Regions from separate parts of the Homo sapiens genome. Here region 2 is linked to region 1. The links are chromatin loops, found by intact Hi-C in ENCODE. Cell type or tissue: breast epithelium. All regions are shown on one strand.

What was found. A loop is a pair of places that touch in the nucleus more often than their neighbours do. Peaks named below come from ENCODE experiments on the same cell type or tissue, not always from the same donor. Only the 100,000 strongest peaks of a DNase experiment are listed, where the experiment ranks them.
Region 2: a loop joins it to region 1, with 16 times the contacts of the local background. A loop is called at or near these places in 1 of 110 quality-filtered maps.

Annotation. Positions count from the first base shown.
Region 1 is chr11:70,275,067-70,280,066 of GRCh38, forward strand. All of the region lies in intron 2 of PPFIA1 (PPFI scaffold protein A1), which reads left to right. It also overlaps the pseudogene H2AZP4. Among named protein-coding and RNA genes, the nearest start is that of MIR548K, 6.4 kb to the right of the region's middle. In breast epithelium, no CTCF peak of the experiment used is centred here; no DNase peak of the experiment used is centred here.
Region 2 is chr11:69,433,489-69,438,488 of GRCh38, forward strand. It overlaps LINC02952 (long intergenic non-protein coding RNA 2952), which reads right to left. Exons shown (of 2, transcript NR_186235.1): 2 at 2,069-5,000. Among named protein-coding and RNA genes, the nearest start is that of LINC02952, 9.0 kb to the right of the region's middle. RefSeq lists enhancers at 1,075-1,904, 3,567-4,398. In breast epithelium, no CTCF peak of the experiment used is centred here; a DNase peak (open chromatin) is centred at 2,281.

The DNA of each region.
Region 1 (5,000 bases):
TGAGAAGTCAGTTGCTCCTATGCTCTTCAGCACTTGGTATTGTTGGGTCTTTACATTTTAGCTGTTCTGGTGGCTGTTAGCTGGTAGGTGGCTCAGTATGGTCTGAATTTGCTGCTCCCTGATGGCCAGGAACATGCAGAGGTAAAGCATCTCTACCTGTGTTCACTGGCCACCTGGATGTCTTTTGTGAAACGGTTATCTTTTGCCCATCTGTTGATTGGGTTGTCTGTTTTGTTTTTTACTGATTTGAAGGAGTTTTCTCTATATTCTGAGTACATATGTGCATGACAGATTGTTTTTAGACTCTTGTGTTTGCCTTTTCACTCTCTCAGTTGTATCTTTTGATACATAGAAGTGTAAAATTTTTAATGTAGCCCAGTTGATCCATCTTTTCAGTAATGTTTAATGCTCTTTGTGTCCTGTTTAAGAAATTTGCTTGGTCAAGTTCATGAGATATTCTACATTGTCTTCTAAAAACTATTTTTTAATCTTCCATCTGAAATTGACTTTGTTTATGGTATGCGATGGGGCCAAGAGTCTCTCTTTCTTTTTTTAAATGGATATCTAGTTGACCTTGCATAATTTCTTAAAAGACTATTCTTTCCCCAGTGTACTACATGCAGTGTCATCTCAGTCCAGTGACTGTAAGTGTGTGGGTCTGTTTCTGGACTCTCTTCTGCTCCTTTGATCTTTTTGTCATCTTTGCACAAATAGCACAATGTCTAAATTCCCATAGATATAGTCTGTCTTGAGATCTGGTAATTTAAGAAAAGGGTACTCACTCGGTTGCCCAGACTAGTCTCCAACTCCTGGTGTCAAGCGATCCTCTCACCTTGGTCTCCCAAAGTGCTGGGATTACCACTGTGAGCCACCACACCTGGCCCTGTAGATATTCTTTATCAAAATGTAAAAATTCTCCTCTTCTTAGTTTGCCAAGAGTTTTTTAAAAACCATGAGCAGGTATTAAATTTCTTAACATGGATTTTCTGCATCTTTTGAGACAGTCATGTGATTTTTCTGTTATGTGGGAATTTAACTGTTTTTGTTTGTTTATTTTTGAGATGGGGTCTTGCTCCATTACCCAGCCCGGAGTGCAGTGGCACCATCATAGCTCGCTGTAGCCTTGAACTCCTGGGCTAAAGTGATCTTCCCACCTCAGCCTCTCAAGTAGTTGGAATTATAGACGCACGCCACTGCGCCTTGCTTTTTTTTTTTTTTTTAATTGCATATTGTTTGTAGCCTGGGGAAGCAACTTCAGGAGCTCCTGAGAAAGAGCACCTCCCTTTTAAAAAAAATTTACAATTGTAGAATAATTCCAACCTGATCTTGATGTATTCTCCTTTTACTGGATTATATTTGGTAGTATTTTGTTTAGGATTATTGCATTTATATTCACGAGAAAGATTGACTTATAATTTCAGTTTCCTTCAGTACCCTTGTTGGGATTTGGTATCAAGGTTATGCTGGTTTCTTAAAACAAGGTGGAATGTATTCCTTCTTTTTCTACTCCCTAGAAGAGTTCCTACGAAATTTGTGTTTTCTTCCTTAAATGTTTGAAATAATTCTTTGGCAAAACCAGCTGGTACAGGGTTTTCCTTGTGAGAAGGAAAAATTTTAGAATTAATTTTATAGGTAGATGTAGGATTTTGAATATTTCTTCATGTGTCTATTTAGATAAAGCATTTTTCCCCGCTAGAGATTTGTTCAGGCCACCCAGACTTTCCAATTTGTAAGTTTAAAGTGGTTTGTAATCCTTATTATCTGCAAGATCTGTAGTGATGTTCCCTTTTAATAATTCTTGATATCAGTAATTCATATATTATCTCTTAATCAGTCTTGTTGGGGGTTTGTCAATTTTGTAAGTTCTTTTAAGGGACCAACTTTCGGCTTTACATTTTTTTCTACTTACATTTGTTTTCTATTGCATTAATTTCTACTTTTTTTTTTTTGCTTTTTTTTTGTTTGATTGAGATATATATATATATATATATATATTTTTTTTTTTCCAGGCACAGTCTCATTGTGTCTCCCAGGGTCAAGTCCTTAGATACTTGAACTGGATTTAACTCCCTCCTACCTTTTGTGTCATTGTTTTATATATTTCAGTTTAATTTATATTTATTTTTAAAAATAGAGACAGCGTCTTGCTGTATTGCCCCAGCTGGTCTTCAACTCCTGGCCTCAGGTGATCCTCCCCCCTTAGCCTCCCAAAACAATGGGATCCAGGCGTGAGCCACTACACGCTTTTAGCTGCATCTTACAAGTTTATGTACTTTAATTTTAGATATACTTTTGCAGTATCATAATTATTTTGTACAGTTAATGTTTATTTAGATTTATCCTCTTAGTTACCATTTTTGTTGCTCTTCATTCTTTATTGTTGTTTCATGTTTCTGCCGGGGATTATATTTCTTGTTTTTTTTTTTTCTTTTTTTCTTTTTTGAGACAGAGTCTCGCTCTGTTGCCCAGGCTGAAGTGCAGTGGCACGATCTTGGCGCACTGCAACCTCCATCTCCCATGTTTGAGCGATTTTCTTGCCTCAGCCTTCTGAGTAGCTGGGACTATAGGCATATGCCACCACATCCGGCTAATTGTTGTATTTTTAGTAGAGACTGGGTTTCACCATGTTGGCCAGGCTGGTCTCAAGCTCCTGACCTCAAGTGATCTGCCTGCTTCAGCCTCCAAAGTGCTGGGATTACAGATGTGAGCCACTGCGCCCAGCCTATATTTCTTTTCCCTGAAGAACTTTCTACGGTATTTCTTTGAGTTCATATCTGTGGATAATGAATTGTCATTTTTGTTTGCCTGAAAATTTTCTATTTTGCCTTTAGTTTTTGTTTTGTTTTGTTTTGTTTTGTTTTTTAAGATGGAGTCTCGCTCTGTCGCCGGTCTGGAGTGCAGTGATGTGATCTTGGCTCACTGCAACCACCGCCTCCCGGGTTCAAGCAATTCTCCTGCCTCAGCCGCCCGAGTAGCTGGAACTACAAGCACGTGCCACCACGCCCAGCTAATTTTTGTATTTTTAGTAGAGAAGGTGTTTCACCATGTTGGCCAGGATGGTCTCTATCTGTTGACCTGGTGATCTGCCCTCGTCAGCCTCCCAAAGTGCTGGGATTACAGGCGTGAGCCACCATGCCTGGCCTTTTTTTTTTTAAATGTGATGTTTCACCATGTTTGCCAGGCTGGGGTCAAACTCATTGGCTCAAGCAGCTGCCTGCCTCAGCCTCCCAAACTGCTGGGATTACAGGTGTGAGCCACTGTGCCCAATTTGCCTTCAGTTTTGAAGGATGATTTTGCTGGGTATAGAATACTGGGATCGTGGTCATTTCCTTGCACCATTTTGTAGCAGCGAATTCATTGTTTTTTTAGCTCGCTTCCTTTTTCTTGACAAGTCAGCTTTTGGTGTTATTGTTGTCCCATTTGAAGTAATACTTCTTTTTATTTTCCCCTCTGGTTGCTTTTTATTTTTATTTTTTGGAGAGGATATGACTTTTACTGAGTTTATCCACCAGAGTGGAAATAATGTTTGTGCAAAACCAAATGTTTGTTACTATAACTCTCCATCACAATTAAAATCCAAACAGTTTTTTGAAAACAGTCAACTCAATCAAAACCCACTACTTCAGAATCAATAGCTTCTTTGAAGCCACAGTAACAAATATGGTTAAGACTTGAATGTAGAAATTTGTTGGTTGGAAAGCTAATTAAACTTCCAACTTGCTCAAGTAGAATTACAGAAAGGCAGAATTGTGTTTTTCACAGAGATATAGTTCACTGGAATCAGCCACACTGGACAGCTGGTAGAGTGTTTAGGGTCCTGAGATAATAAGGAATCCAGGCAGCCTTTAGACAGTCTGCTGTTGTCCTTTCTTCCCAATTAGAGATTTGTGGATGTGTGGAATGACACCTTTACCAGCAATTGTAGACTTGAAGAGAGAGCCCAATTCTTTATCTCCACGAATGGCAAGTTGCAAGTAATGAGGGGTAGTATGCTTTACTGTGAAGTCTTTTGACGCATTTCTTGCCAGTTCAAGTACCTCTGCGGTGAGGTACTCCAGGATGGCTGTGCTATTCACAGCGGCAGTCGCGCCCACACGTCCAGGACTGATTGTCCTAGATTTCAGGTGTCAGTGAATACGGCCCACCAGGAACTGCAAATTGGCTCTCTTGTGAGTGGGAAGCTGCCTTTGTTGGCCTTTCTGGAGTCCTTCCCAGCCTTACTGCCAGCCATTTTCAATTCTGCTGAAGCTCAAACAGGCAAGGCAGAGAAAGGACTAATCAGACACACAGCAAGATCTCACCATCTACTCATTCCTCACACCAGGATTTGAAGCTGCCTCTGGTGGCTTGTAACATTTTCTTTGCTTCAGGCATTAGCAAAACTTGGTATTTGTTGTATTGGTGGCCTGGTTCCTAATCAATTTTGGAAGTTTTGGCTCTTCTCTCTATAAATATTCCTATTTTCCACTCATCTTCACTCAGAGGGCCTCCATTTTTGTGTACATTAGGCATTTTTTTTTTTTTTGAGATGGAGTTTCGCTATTGTTGCCCAAGTTGGAGTGCAATGGTGTGATATACATTAGGCTTTTATCATGTCCTATGTGTCTCTTGTGCTCCTTTCCGTATTTTCTAGACCTTTTCTGTGTATGTGTCTAGGTGTGTGTGTGTGTGTGTGTGTGTGTGTGTGTGTGTGTGTATTTAGTTTTTAGAGACTGGGTCTCTCTGTTGCCCAGGGTGGTCTTGAACTCTTGGGCTCAAGCAGTCTTCCTGCCTTGGCCTCCTAAACTGTTGGGACTACAGGCGTGAGCCACCGTGTCCGGCCTGTGTGTGTGTGGGGGATGTGTGTGTGTGTATATTTTTGGGACAGGGTCTCGCTCTGTTGCCCAGGCTGTAGTGTAGTGGTGCAGTCTCAGCTCACTGCAGCATCTGCCTTCTGGGCTCAAGCGATCCTCCCACCTCAGCTCCTGAGTAGCAGGGACTACAGGTGCGTGCCACCACAC
Region 2 (5,000 bases), 840 kb before region 1:
GATATGGACAGGGAGAAGCAAGGAGATTGTAGAGGTTTCTGGATGGAGCTAGTGGAGGGGTGGCAGTGGGATTTACTGAGATGGGGAAGATGGGAGTTGAGTTGCCTGGGAAAGGATTGGACACCAGCTTGGACACGATCTGCTTGACATGTCTGGGAGACCCCAAAGGGAGATGTCAAGTGGATGGCCGGATATATGGGTCCAGAGTTTGGAGGAGAGGTCATGGCTGAAGAGACAAATTTGGAAGTCATTGGCATAAGGATATTTCAATCCATGGGAACTGATGAGGTCACCCAGGGAGAAGAAGGGTTGAAAGAGAAAAAAACCAAGGAACCCTCAAATCCCATGGGACCAGAAGCCCCAGGCGATCAGGGATCATAATGTTTCACGCATCGCTGCACTCCAGCCCCAGAGGAGCGGCCCCCTCAACAGGCACCCACCAAATCCTTGCTGACTGCAGGAGCGATGATGTCTGGGGGACTCCAGGGGACCAGCAAGTGGGGCAGCAGGAAAAGCGGGCAGTGGAGAACTGGAGATGCTGGGAGAAGAGAGTACTAGGAGGACGGAGTGGCCTCCTGCAGGGGAGGGGAGCATGGGACTTAGGATGAGGGCTGGGGTGGCTGGGGGGGACAGTCTCTGATGGAACCACCTGCATAGGTTTGTGGGCTAAGGCCAAGAAGTCCTTGGGGAGTGGGGAGGGGCAGGGTATGATCACAAGGGGGAAGCAGCAGAATGAGACCTGAGACGGGGCAGATATTTGACACACTGGGAGACTGAGGCCTGGGGAGGGGACATGGCTGCCCAGGCCACACCGCCAGTGACAGTAGCTGAGACTGGTACCTGGGCAGCTGAGGCCAAAGTGCAGAGGCTCAACCTCCGCAGGACATCTGCAGAGCCGTGAGGATCTGCCGCGACTTTCAGGAGTTTTCTTTCTTTTTCTCTATTTGTGGAATTAAAATTAAATGCTCAAATCAGCTAGGGAAGCTGGAGCGCTGGTCCCAACCCCGACAGGACCCACGCCTCCCCATGCCCAGCCCCACCCCGGCCCAGGCAGGCCACTCTGGATTTCCAGGGCCCGACCCTTCCCTGCTCTGGCTGGCTCCGACTTCCAGGCCCCAGGCCCTGGGGAGGGAGGGCTCCAGACTGAATTCCTAAGGCCGGATGGTGCAGGGTGGGAAGACCCACCTCCTGGGAGGTTGCTGGTTCATGAATTCGAAGGATCCTCCTTTGAATTTTCAAGAGGTGACACCTGAGACCTGCGAGAAAAAGAGCAAAGCTGCCACTGCCTGGGAAACCCAAGGCCAGACAAAGGCAAAGGCAGGAGGCTGGTCAGGGCCCAGGAGTGGGGCGAAGCTGGGGGGCTTCAGGAAGAGTGGGCAGGCCAGGCCCACGTGCTCTCAGCTATCCTGGAGGCCCAAACTCATGGGCCCCCAGGGCCCAAATGCACCCTTCACAGCACTCCCTAGAGAAAGGGGCAGGAAGGAAGGGGCAGGCCCTACTCCAAAAGTCGGGACCTAGAGCCTGCTGGTTCCCTCCAGGTTCAGTGCAGGGCTCCCAGCATTGAACTGAGGAGGGGACCACACCTCATCCAGGGGAACAGATGAGGTCACCCAGGGAGAAGAAGGGTAGAGAGAAAAGAGAAGAAACCAAGGAACCCCCAAATCCCAAGGACCGGTGCTGGGAGCCCCACATTGAACTTGCTGGGGAGGCTTACAAGTAGGTGCCATAGAAGACCAGAGACCTACCCAGGCAGGGGTCTGCATCCTGTGACCATGCCCTCACCTGGGACCTCAAGGGGGATGTGGGCATCGGACTGCCCCAGGCACTTGGACTGCTGCTGTGTGACCATGGGAGGCTCACAGCCCTCTCTGAGCCTGGGCATCCAGGAGCAAAGTCCCTTGGAGTGAGTGATCAGCACCTAGCGAGGACACGCTTCCTTAAAGAGTTGCCCATATCCTTACCCTGGGCCAGATGTTAGGAATTTGAGCTGCCGGCACAGGTCAGGGGCCAGCTCGGGGCAGGCACGGGGTGGGAGGGTCCACCCAGGAGCAAACTGCATTCTTGTAGGTTTTTTTTTTTTTTAACGGTCTGCCCTCTTGTCCTTCCCCTTTTGTGTTTGTCCCTTTCTTCTTCTGCCACCCTCTTCTGAGGCTTTTGGTATCTTCAAATTAGTTGAATGCTGGGACGACAACGGGTTTGGAAACACACAAGTCAACTCTAATTTGATCCTCCACATTTGGAGGAAGAGACAAGACTTTTGTCCCCCCGGGGCAGTGCCTCCGCCACCGCAGTGACGTTTCAGAAGTCTTCCAACAGCTCAGATTCTCTGGCAGTCCCTCTTTGCATAATCCACCGGAATCTGCCAGACAAAAGCCACTTGGGAGTGAATTTGGGATATAGGCAACATGGAGGAAGGTGTTCTGTTGAGACAGATGTTCTCAGGATATCCACAGCCTCAGATCACACCAAGAAGAGCAGGAGCTCATGTTTGGGCTCTGAACCCAAACCAGCAGCGACTTGAACCAGAACGTGGGGCTGGGATTCCCCCAGGTGTGGGCTTGTGTGGGCTTCTGGGCAGCCCCATCTCAACAGAGTGTTGGGAAACCGAGCTAGGTCCGTCTTGCCTGTGGGATGGCAGGGGTGCCTCTGCTCCAGCAAGGTGTGGCGGCCGCTGACCACTCGGCCAGGAGTTCTGGCTGCCCATGGTGCAGAGTGTCCAAGCATGACCCAAGGGGTCTTCCCAGCCTGGGGCCACTGACGGGCAGGTGACGCAGATACCTTGCCTGGCTTGGTGCACCTACAAATTGTATCCTGGATTTGTTAGCCATTCAGCAATGGTCTGCTAAATGATGAGAACAAGCCGGCACCCCAGGAATTGCAGGTGTAACAGCAAATGGGATAAAGACGCCGCCCTCACAGGGCTTACCGTGGAAGAGATGGGAAATCCAGACCCACAGCTAAGGGCAGGGCCAGAGGGTGCTGAGTGCTGGACGAAGTGAGACGAGGGAAGCGGGTGTGGACTGAATTGCAACCCCCCTCCAACAAGATGTTTGTGTTGAAGTCTTAACCCCCAGGACCCCGGAACATTTCCTGATTTGGAGATAGGGCCTTTACAGTGGTCACCAAGTTCTGAGGAGGCCATTAGGGTGGGCCCTAATCCAATATGACCGCAGTCCTACTAAAAGAGGAAGTTCAGGCACAGAGGCCGCATGGGAGGGAAGCTGATGTGGAGAGGCATGGGCCACCTGCAAGCCAAGGAGAGAAACCTGGGCCAGTTCCTTCCCCGCAGCCTCAGAAGGAGCCTGCCCTGCTGACACCTTGATCTTGGACTTTCATTTCTATCAGTTAAGCTGCCTGGTCTGCGGATCTTTTGGCCTAGCGTATGGGGCTTGTACTCCACACGTCTCCCAGGGCTCTGCAGGCCAGCACCGGGGACCCCACCCATGTTATGCTCCACTTTCCAGGGAGGGAAACTGAGGCTCACAGAGGTGAAGTCACCCTGACAAGCCCCACAGACCATGGCCCAGGCTTGCTAGACTCTAGGGACAGAGCCCTTCTTCCCCTCAATGAGGCCACTGACCTCTCCAGGTGAACGTTGTTGGTGCAGCAGGGCATGAACCAGCTCACGTGCCTGGCCCACTGGCCAGACCACAGCATGGCTCTAGCTGCCCTGTCCCTGGCTGCATTGCTCACAGCCGACAGGGGCAGACAGGTGTAGACACAGCCGCCCAGCCCTGCAGCCCGGCATCCCAGGAATGTGGTCAGCCACCCACACCACTGCCCCCACCCCAGCCAGGCGTGCTGTGTCAGCCCTGGGCCCTCCTGCCCTTCCCTCCAAGCCCCGCAGGTCGCCCAACTCCCAGGGCGGCTGCATTCACTGTTCATCCCCCAGGGGAAGAAAGGCCGGGACCAGGGGCTGGCCCTGGGCCTGCACCAACCAGGGATCCTGCTCTAAGGACCTGACAGCTGCTGCTTTGCCCTTAGAGGAAAGGAGACCTTTAGAGAGACAGGAGGAAAGAGAGAGCAAGAGAGAGTGAGAGAGAGAGAGAGAGAGAGAGACAGGGAGAGAGGGAGAGAGAGAGAGAGACAGAGAGAAAGGGAGAGAGAGAGACAGAGAGGCAGAGACGGAGAACACTCCAACCCAAATATCCTGTCCCAGTTTTGAGCACAGCTTGGAGGTGTCCCCCTGCTAGGGGAGGGGTTCCAGACTCCAATGTGTCTCTTTAGTGAAGAATGCCCTGAAAGCCTTCTAGAGAATTGTGGGTGCTTCTCCCACCCACCCCATCTTGTTGGGAGCCTTGCTGATTGAATACCTGGCTCCCCTGAATATGTCTCGGGACACTGCAAGTCAGAGGGCGGGCACAAGTGCCGGCACCAGGCTTCACCGCCACAGTGACCCTCAGGGTGGGTCTGGGGGGCAGAAAGGTCACGCCCTTCCTTTGAAGACAAGGGGCCAACGGGGGTGGGGAGGGGTCTTCCCTCTGAACACCTCCTCCTCCCCTCTCTTGCTGCACTGGGGCCCCAGCGGCTGCCTTTCCTCATACAAACCAGGTTGTACAGCCTGATCCACTAGGGAGAGCCTGGCGTGGGGGCAGGCGAGTCCTGACTGCAGGGGAGACGTGCAAGTGAGGAAGGGTGGTCCTGAGGAAGGGTGGTCCGCAGGGAGACTTCAGCCTCCAGAGACAGGTGGCCGCAGCTCCCCTAAGTCGCATCCCATCCCCTAGTCCAAAGCGCAGTGTCTGGTCACAGTGAGGCCCCAGAAAGGCTGGGCCTGTGTGGACACACTTCTCGCTTATTGCTTCCACTAACCCCACAAAGAAGACAGCTCCATTTCACAGATGAGGAACCTGAGTCGTGAGAGGTTAAAAGACTAGGGTGAGGGCACGGGATTGCAGTGGGCAAAGCCAGGCTCCTTGCACGGTGCGCCCTGGCACTCACTCAGAGGAGGCTCTGAATACAAAACCAGGATTGCACTGAGATAGCCCTGCTGTTTCCGCGCG